2 separate regions of the Homo sapiens genome follow, and region 2 is linked to region 1. Evidence: chromatin contacts called from ENCODE Hi-C or POLR2A ChIA-PET data. All regions are on one chromosome and are shown on one strand. The core of a region is the stretch at or near the end of the contact, and the rest is flanking DNA. Distances in the headings are between cores, read along the strand shown.

The links. Hi-C counts contacts between places; a loop is a spot of excess contacts on that map. ChIA-PET counts read pairs that join two places held with the same protein, here RNA polymerase II (POLR2A). Pooled maps may share reads with other maps.
Region 2: a loop to region 1 is called in a map of Caco-2, with 9 times the contacts of the local background. The contact joins the enhancer-like site here to the promoter of TNRC6B-DT in region 1. A Hi-C loop is called at or near these places in 9 of 168 maps with a recorded cell type or tissue (Caco-2, HepG2, PC-9 and 6 more), 1 of 37 single-sample maps with no recorded cell type and 11 of 50 pooled maps. POLR2A ChIA-PET finds 5 or more read pairs at or near these places in 19 of 52 experiments (A549, B cell, CD4-positive, alpha-beta T cell and 15 more).

Annotation. Positions count from the first base shown.
Region 1 is chr22:40,041,748-40,046,467 of GRCh38, reverse strand. It overlaps TNRC6B-DT (TNRC6B divergent transcript), which reads left to right and starts at 1,938. Exons shown (of 1, transcript NR_163486.1): 1 at 1,938-3,338. It overlaps FAM83F (family with sequence similarity 83 member F), which reads right to left. Exons shown (of 5, transcript NM_138435.4): 5 at 2,934-4,720. It also overlaps a transcript of TNRC6B not described here. RefSeq lists silencers at 885-954, 965-1,184 and enhancers at 1,485-1,604, 1,915-2,214, 2,296-2,943.
Region 2 is chr22:40,154,014-40,158,733 of GRCh38, reverse strand. It overlaps a transcript of TNRC6B not described here. Among named protein-coding and RNA genes, the nearest start is that of TNRC6B, 22 kb to the left of the region's middle. Within about 2 kb of position 2,618, at least 8 of the 41 ENCODE cell types and tissues checked have a DNase peak (open chromatin) inside an H3K27ac peak, as active enhancers do.

The DNA.
Region 1 (4,720 bases), core at 689-3,188:
AACTAAGAAAATATAAAAGTATTATTATCATCATCACCACGTCCCACGTGGGACAAGCCAGTCTGATTTGTATTCTGGATATTGGTGAGTGTGCCTTCGTGCAAGTGGGCACTACACAGCCCTCCCACTACCTGCCTACAGCAATGCTGCGCGCTGTAGAGACAATGCGCTAAAAGTTCCGCTCTATAAGAGGCATTTACACAACACTACCCAAAACACATCTGTACTTTCGAAGCCAAGATCACTGATGATTCTCCAAATCAAGAGAAACCTTATACTACTGAAATCTCCCACAGCGAAGAGAGAAGTAACCTCTATTAGTAAACTTTCACAAAATGCTAATGTCTATCATTTCTACACACTTTATATATATACTTAACTGTTGGTGGGGGCACTAATGTTTCATTCACTGATTCTTGGCTTGTTTTATTCACTATGAAGAAATATCTTTGACCAATTTTGTATAATTTTGCTTAAATTATAATACAAATGACCAACTTGAAATTCACCATCCTCTCGTTCAATCTCTAGCACTGATGCTAAAAAGTAATAAAACAGCCAAAACACATGAGAAAGCACGAACTTAAAGTCCCAGGCTGGTAACCTGAATTCCAAAGAATTCAGAATAAGCTGGTCCTTAAGGCGCTTGACTAGAGGTGACCGTTACTGGACGTCTTTAACCACTACAGCGTGTCTCGCTGGATCGGATGTCCAGCCTCTACAGCCGAATAAACCGGTAGTCTGGAACTGAAGGGCACCGGACCACGGGAAGGTGTAAAAACACTCTCCGTGCCCCTCGTTTCCTTGTCCAGAGTCTGAGCCGCCTCCCCAAGTGGCCGCACACGCAGGGCCCTGGCGAGGGGTGTGGAACGCATTCACCTTGTCACGCAGGTCCTGCACACAGGCCGGGACGCTGCGCAGGGACCCGAGGATCCGAGGCCTGACGCCTCCCTCTGCCACCGCCAGCCAGGGGCGGACGCGCCTCCGCGGGCCGGGAAGGTGTCCCCGCGCCGAGGCCCCCCGGAGACGGGAAGCGAACTCGACGGCCGGGCCAGCCCACCCGGAAGCCCTCCCCCAGCTCACACCTGCTGGCGCGTGACGCCCGGAGCCGCGCGCGCGCCCGCCAGTGCCTGCCCGGCCGTTCGGGGCGCCCCGGCCCGCGCGCCGGACGTCGCCCCGAGTCCCTCCCCGCCCCTCGACTCAAATCTCGGCGGCGCCCGCTCCCGCGGAGCGCGCGCTCAGCGCCGCCGGCCGCACCAGCCCCGCGCGCGCTCACGCCCCCTCCCCGGCCCGCTCCCCGCCCCACGCGCGCTCCCTCGCGAGGACACGCACACGCCGCGCCTCCGCTCACCGCCCCGGGCCGCGCCGCGCGCCCCCGGGGGCGCCCTCGCCGACCCCCGGCCGCCCCGCTCCGTCCCGGCGGGGCGCGGGGGAGGGGAAGGACGGCGCGGCCGCCGCACCTCACTCACCGCCGAGCCGTGCCGGCTCCGAGTGCGCGGCGTTTCGCTGTGAGGCGAGGCGCGCAGTCTCCGCTTCTCCGCAGACTATGGAGGCGACGTCGTAGGGGGGACTGAGGGGCGCAGGGGTCACTCCCTCCCGTTTCGCCTTGCAGCAGCACGGGGACCCCAAAAACTAAAAACAAAATAAACAAACTTTCCCCTCCGCATCCCTCCCCCAAAACCACAACACAAACACTCGGGGGCCCGCCCAGAGCCCCACTCCATTGGCCGCAGGGAGGATGCTTCCGGCTCTCACTGGCTGGCTTTTGTGCCCGTCAAGCTGTCGTTCCGCCCCTCCAATTCCTCGTTGCTGCCTTCGCCCCTCATTGGTTAAGTGCTTCCCGTTTAACGAGCTAGGATTGGCTGAGCTGCCTGAGCCAATCATGTGGGGACACACCCCCTCAGCATCCCAGAGGCCGCTTCCTCGGTCGAGGACCCAGAGAGACTCAGGGGAAATTAGAGCATGATGGCGGCCGAGGTCGCTTGGCGCAACCATCGTCTTTTTTCTTTATTTTTAGCTCATTAGTGCCTTGCCTCGGCGCTGTTTCCCTAAGCTCCTCTCTCCAACCAGTACTGCCCTATAACGGAATCCATACGTGCCGGCTCCTTGATTTATCCCCTCCGAAGTGCTGAGTGTGGGCTGGTTGTGCGTCATTGGACTGTCAGGATGTCACTCCCCAGTCAAATCTTCAAGCTATTGGTGGAACAGCAAGAAAGCCCGTCCATCAACAAGGGCTAATACCATTGGTTTGACTCCACTGTGTTATTTCCTGGCACCTTATTGGGCAAATAGGTGCGTCAGATCCGGATTCGCTCTGCTACGGTTAATTGTTTACTGGGGATTTGGGGTCAACTCTGGTTGTTTGGCCAGTAGTTGACGATAATAGTGACTCCCTTGCCTATTTTGTGCCAAGTATTGGGCTGCTTTCTTCACAAACATTATCTGGTTAAACCTGGGAGTAATGCAGTATCCAGTTTTTATAGATGGGAAATTAAGGCTGGCGAGAGCTTAGAAAACTTGCCCAAGGTCATCCAGATACAGAGTCGTTGGTGGGCCTGGCATCTGGTCCTGGGTCAAACTGCAGAGACTTCACTCTTTTTATTATGCTTTAGTGCCTCCACCTTAGACGATGTACTTGTCAGCCAACCTAGCATCTTAAAAACGTTTCATTTGGAACTCAAAGTCTTCAGTCAGTTTCTAGAAGTGACTTTGTTGGGGACTTACTATGGAAAGGTTGTCATTGCCTCCACCACATCTTCCTCCCCAGGACCCATTCCTCTCCCCTTTAAGGTAGACATTTCTGCCTCCTTTTATGCGAAGCCTAGGCACCACTCGCAACCCCTGACCAACCATCTACAACTCATTCTTTGGAGAGAGTCCTCAAGAGCTGGAAAACTAGGAGAAATCAAGTCTAAAGAGAGAGACAGAATAAATCGTCTTAGAAATGAATAATTTATTGCATGCAAAGAGAACAGCCCTTCAGCTCCTGGAAATCTTCCAGGATAGTTGATGCTGAGCAAGACGTGTGCTCCTGGCTGGTGGCCACTGGGTTCTTTCCCTATAGCAGCATTCATCGAAGTGAATCCAACATTTCAGCCAGAGGAGGGCAGGACGCTTAGGACCCATTGCCAGTGAGCTTTTGCGACCGAAATGATCTCCAGGAGCACAACGCTGGACTCTAGCCCACATTCCATCTTGGGTAATTAACATTTTACCGTCCCAAATCCCCATCCCCTGTAGCTTCAGTGGGATCACCGCCCTTGTTTCACTTCCTGATCCAAGCTGTTGTGTAACCTCCTTGGCACTGCTTTAATAATAAAACAACCATTGTAACATAGTAACAATGCTCAACACTTAGAGCCTTTCAGCAAATGAAGCCAAGGTATTTCATAAACGTCAATTAAGAGTAAGTGGCATGTATTCCTAGGGCAACTGCAAGAAGGACAGAAGAAAGATCGTGCGTCAAATTCTAATATAGGTTGTAAGAACGTGAGTCCTTAAAATTGTATGCACATACCCCATATTAGCCTTCCAGTATGGGGATTCTGAACTCAAAAACACAATGAATGAGAAACATTCAGAATCTAAAACCTTCCTAATCTTCAAAGTTGGTTGCTTGGACCCCTATTTTAGCACTTAAGTTGGTGCTTGACTTTCTGGGTAATTGTTTGATACATTTCAGTTGTAAGTACCTTGAAGCAGATGGTTTCTTTTTCATCTTTGTGTCCTTCACATTGTTCTGATCGTAAAAGGCCCCCAAATAAATAATTACTCAGTAAATGTTTAGTGAGCATGTCAGGCACTTTTACTAAGTTACAAAGGCTATGCAGATGAGTGATACACTCTCTCTTCCTTCAAGGACCTCAGTCGAGTAGGGGTGTCCAGCAGATAAGCAGATAACCATGATGCAGTGCTGTGAGAAGGTGCCCTGGAAGCAAATGGTAGGGACATGGGACTCCATCTCGGGAGGGACAGAAATGGCTTCCTGGAAGAAGTGACACCTTCAAGGAGAACTAAAGAATGAGTTACGGTTAGCTAGGCAAGAGACTGGTGATGTGTGGTGACCTACGACATTTGCTCTCTGGTGGCAGGGAGCAGAATGGGAATATCCAGAGATGGCCAAAGCCTGTTCTTCTTAGAATCTTTGTCCATAAAGGCCTCAGCAATTTGTCCACTCCACCTCATTGTGCCTTCCCTCCCAGAGACAAAACAAATGCCTGAAACCTTCTCCTATTTGCCCACTTGAGAATAGGAAAATAATTTCCAAATAAGATGGCCGTTTTTCTGATCATAAAAGTAACATTGAGGCCAGGCACATTGGCTTATGCTTGTAATCCCAGCAATTTGAGAGGCCAAGGCGGAAGGATTGCTTGAGGCCAGGAGCTTGAGACTAGCTAGAGCAACACAGGCAGAGCCCATTTCTACAAAAAGAAAGAAAATAAATAGTTGCGCATGGTGGCCTGCGCCTACAGTCCCAGCTACTTGGGATGCTGAGGTGGGAGGATTGCTTGAGCCTGGGAGTTCAAGGCTGCAGTGAGCCACACCACTGCACTCCAGCCTGGGCAATAGAGCAAGACCCTGTCTCAAAAAAAAAAAAAGTAACATTGAGTAAATATAATATTAACTCAATATTTAATATTCTGTATTTCAGACAATATAGAAAGTTATAAAGTAAAAGCCGCCCATAGTCTGTTACATCCAGACACTGTTAAGGAGACTA
Region 2 (4,720 bases), core at 1,369-3,868, 110 kb before region 1:
AATAGAACAGAATTCATCTGTGAAAAGGCCAGGCAGTATGAGACTTGTGAAAACAAAACAAGGGAGAATGGTAAGGATACGACACATGGCATTCCAACTTGCTGGGGCTGTTTGAAACTCTCAAAGAAGTACAGTTTGTATAACATAAAACTTGTAGGAGAATCTGCCCAGCAACATTTCCTGAATACCTAAATAAGCTGATTCAGGATAAGGGTTACTAGAGAGGTTTTTAAAGATAAAGACTGGTTTGTTTGAGAAATGGATATCCTTTATAGTACAGAACTTCCACCTGTTTTTTTAAAAATAGGCTTATGCCATTTTCATTGTCTCCCTCAACTCCCTCTTTATTTATTTATTTATTTATTTATTTATTTATTTATTTATTTATTTATTGAAGATGGAGTTTCGCTCTTGTTGCCCAGGCTGGAGTGCAATGGTGTGATCTCAGCTCACTGCAACCTCTGCCTCCTGGGTTCAAGCAATTCTCCTGCCTCAGCCTCCTAAGTAGCTGGGATTACAGGCGTGTGCCACCACGCCTGGCTAATTTTGTATTTTTTTACTAGAGACAGGGTTTCACCACGTTGGTCAGGCTGGTCTTGAACTCCCAACCTCAAGTGATCCACTCGCCTTGGCCTCCCAAAGTGCTGGGATTACAGTGAGCCACACCACGCCTGGCCTACTCCCTCTTATTCATGAGACTTTGATTTTGACAACTGCAGTTTTACTAACAACAGTATTTTTCAAGAGCATAGCTTCCAAGGATGGCAAAGGGTGTGAGAGAGTCGGTAAGATCTGGGTTCAAATCTAAATTGCATTTCAAGCTGCATTACCATGGGCAAGTTACCTACCCTGATCTCTGAGTGAAATGGAGATGAAATGGTGTAATGAGTGGAAATGACAGAGTAAAACATATTTAAGCAAAGTACCTTGTGCACAGAAAACCCTCGACAAATGGAGTTATAATTTTTATATGACAGACCTTTGACCAGAGTGTGGGGGTGGAGGGCTGTGCAGTGGACACGGAGAAAAGCACCTGAAGTGTTTCTCTTGTCATTCTACTGGGACTAGATGTCTGGCATTCTAATTTGCTAAAGATGAATTGATTCCATCAGCCCATGCAAAATGTAAGTGCATTTGATAGAATACAGCAAAGCTAGGATTTATATTGTGAGCTATTTTTAAAATTGCCTGGTTAGCAAATTAAACCAGCTGTGAAAATATCCTGGTTTCCATTCACAACAAATACAAGACGAGCCATTTTCCTTTAATGAATCTGGCCTCGTGGCAGCATAGTCCATTCTGCATAATTTATTCCTAAGGGTTTTAAAGACATAATTTTCTTAAGACAGACCAAAATTAAACTATTTTCTAGGAAAAAAAATATGAATGAGAGAAGTTTCTCTGTATAGATTTTTGGTAAATTCCATAATCACTGGCCCATTCAATTTAGGAGACTAATGTCTGAATAAAAAATAGTAGTTATGTCAGTACTTTAAGCAGTCTTAACTGTTTTTCCTTTAAAAGGGCATATGAAAAACCAGTCTGCTCTGCAACACAATTTTTCACATTCTATGACGGAGAGAGGAAAAAAATTCACTCACTGCTATCAAAAAGCTACCCAACAGACTCCCAACTTCAGGTTTAAAACCAATCACCCCTGGCTGGGCACGATGCCTCACACCTGCAATCCCAGCACTTTGGGAGGCCGAGGCAGGCAGACCACCTGAGGTCAGGAGTTCAAGAGCAGCCTGACTAACATGGTGAAACCCCATCTCTACTAAAAATAGAAAAATTAGCTAGGTGTGGTGGCGGGCAACTGTAGTCCCCGCCACCACACCTAGTCCTATTTAGGAGGCTGAGGAAGGAGAATTGCTTGAACCCAGGAGGCGGAAGTTGCAGTGAGCCCAGATTGCACCACTGCACTCCAGCCTGGGTGACAAGAGTGATACTCCGTCTCAAGAAAAAAAAAAAAAAAAAACCAACAACAAACCAATTACCCCTTAAGGAGTTAGGGGAGAGATCCTGAATTATTTGGAATGTTGGCTAAGTTATATTATTTATAATTCCTGTTCCTTTAGAGAAACAATTTGTTATTTAAACAAAGATCAGCAGTGTAAATAACCAAATGGAATAGAATTTCAGAAAGTACCATTCAAATAAATTCACACTTAGATTGCAGGGAAATGGTCTATTAGTTTAGTTCACTTCAGAAAGACAATACTGAGAAAAGGATGTACCATTTTATACTTTCTTTGGAAATCAACCAAACAGAATTAGTTCAATTTGGAACATACTGAGCCTTAAAGCCTTTGCTACAACATAACATAAATTTTGATTAGGCGAGTGTGAAAAACTGTAACGCTAACTTTCTTGTCCTTCTAGTTAGTTGGTCTATAAATAGAAGCAATGCATTAACAGCCACCAAAGCAACTGGTGAGTTCCCCAATGTCTCCAACGTATACATCTCTGACAAACACGCTTATCAGCATGTTGAACCAAAGTGTTTCCGAGGATCTGTAATAGGACTCTTTTTAAATAAACTGTGACTCACTGTTTGCTTTCTTCACCAGGAGGTGGAGTCTTGCCATGCCCTTCCATTACAAAATCCTCCTGTTCCACCTGCAAAGGCAAGCACCACAGGTCAGCAGCAGTCAGTAACTACAATGCGACTCACTCCAAGAACCCACACCTGCCCTGTGCAGAACCACAGGGCCGTTTCACTGTGGTGCACAGAACAGAAGCCTGGGCCAATGGTTTTCAAACTTCTCCTTGAGTGATTAGATCTGCAGAAAAAAGGAAACATGTTGATCGGCAAAACACATAACTCTGACAAAGGATTAGCATCTAGAATATAAAAGAACGGTGATGAATCAATGAGACAAAGACAACCTACTAGAAAAATCTGCAAATAACCAAGCAGGAATTTCACTGAAGAGAACACATAAACAGTTTCTAAACATATGAAAAGATGTTCAATCTTATGTCAGTCAAGAAAATGCAAATTAAAACCATTTCACAACTACTAGGTTGGCTAAAATTAAAGTCAGGTAATACCAAGTGTTGACAAGGGTATGCAGCAATAGCAACTCTTATCCACTCCTAGTGGGAGGGAAAACTGGTATAGCTACTTTGAAAAGCAGTTTTGTCAGCCAGGCAGGGTGGCTCACGCCTGTAATCCCAGCACTTTGGGAGGCCAAAGCGGGCAGATCATGAGGTCAGGAGATCAAGACCATCCTGGCCAACATGGTGAAACTCCGTCTCTACTAAAAATACAAAAATTAGCTGGATGTGGTGGTGTGCGCCTTTAGTCCCAGCTACTCAGGAGGCTGAGACAGAAGAATTGCTTGAACCTGGGAGGCAGAGGTGGCAGTGAGCCGAGATCACGCCACTGTACTCCAGCCTGGGCGACAGAGCAAGACTCCGTCTCCCCCAACAACAACAACAACAAAAAGTTTGCATTATCTATTACATTTGAAGATGCATTTACTGTACACATTAGTAACTGCACTTACTTATAGGTATATACCTAGAGAAGCTTTTGCACATATACAAAAGTATTTATAGTGGAATTATTTTTAACAGAAAAAAATAGAAGAATAAACATCTGTCAACAGTAAAACAGATAAATAGGCTATGGTGTTTTCAGAAAATAGAATACTATATTGCATGAAAATGAATGAACTACAGCTACACACCTCAATCTGGGTGAGTTACAAAAAGGTAATCAAGTGAAGGAAGCAAGTCACAAAAGAATGCATATGTAGTATGATTCTATAAATATCAAGTCCAAATATATATATATTTTAGAGCAAATTGAAGCAGAATATATATATATATGTATATATATATATATATATATATATATATATATATTTTTTTTTTTTTTTTTTTTTGAGATAGAGTCTTGCTCTGTTGCCCAGGCTGGAGTGCAGTGGTGCGATCTCGGCTCACTGCAAGCTCTGCCTCCCAGGTTCACACCATTCTCCTGCCTCAGCTTCCCCAGCAGCTGGGACTACAGGTACCCGCCACTATGCTCAGCTAATTTTTTTGTATTTTTAGTAGAGATGGGGTTTCACCGTGTCAGCCGGGATAGTCTCGATCTCCTGATCTCGTGATCCACCTGCCTCGGCCTCCCAAAGTGCTAGGATTACAGGCGTGAGCCACCACGCCCAGCCAGAAAATATGTATTTTTAACCATATGTATGTACATATAGGCATACATACGTATATACATGCTTTTATTTTATTATTTATTTATTTATTTATTTTTGAGATGGAGTCTCGCCCTGTCACCCAGGTTGGAGTGCAATGACGTGATCTTGGCTCACTGCAACCTCCACCTCCCAGGTTCAAATGATTCTCCTGCCTCAGCCTCCCGAGTAGCTGGGATTACAGGCGCCTGCCACCACGCCCAGCTGATTTTTGTATTTTTTTAGTAGAGACAGGGTTTCACCATGTTGGCCAGGATGGTCTCGATCTCCTGACCTCGTGATCCACCCGTCTTGGCCTCCCAAAGTGCTGGGATTACAGCAGTGAGCCAATGCGCCCAGCCCATGCTTTTATATTTAAAGATATAAAGAAAAGGCTGAGGGCTATGGCATGACCCTGTAAGTCCCAGCTACTTCGGGGGACAGAGGCAGGAGAATCAATTGAGCCTAGGAGTTCAAGACTGTAGCGCTCTATGATCACACCTGTGAATAGCCACTGCACTCCAGTCTGG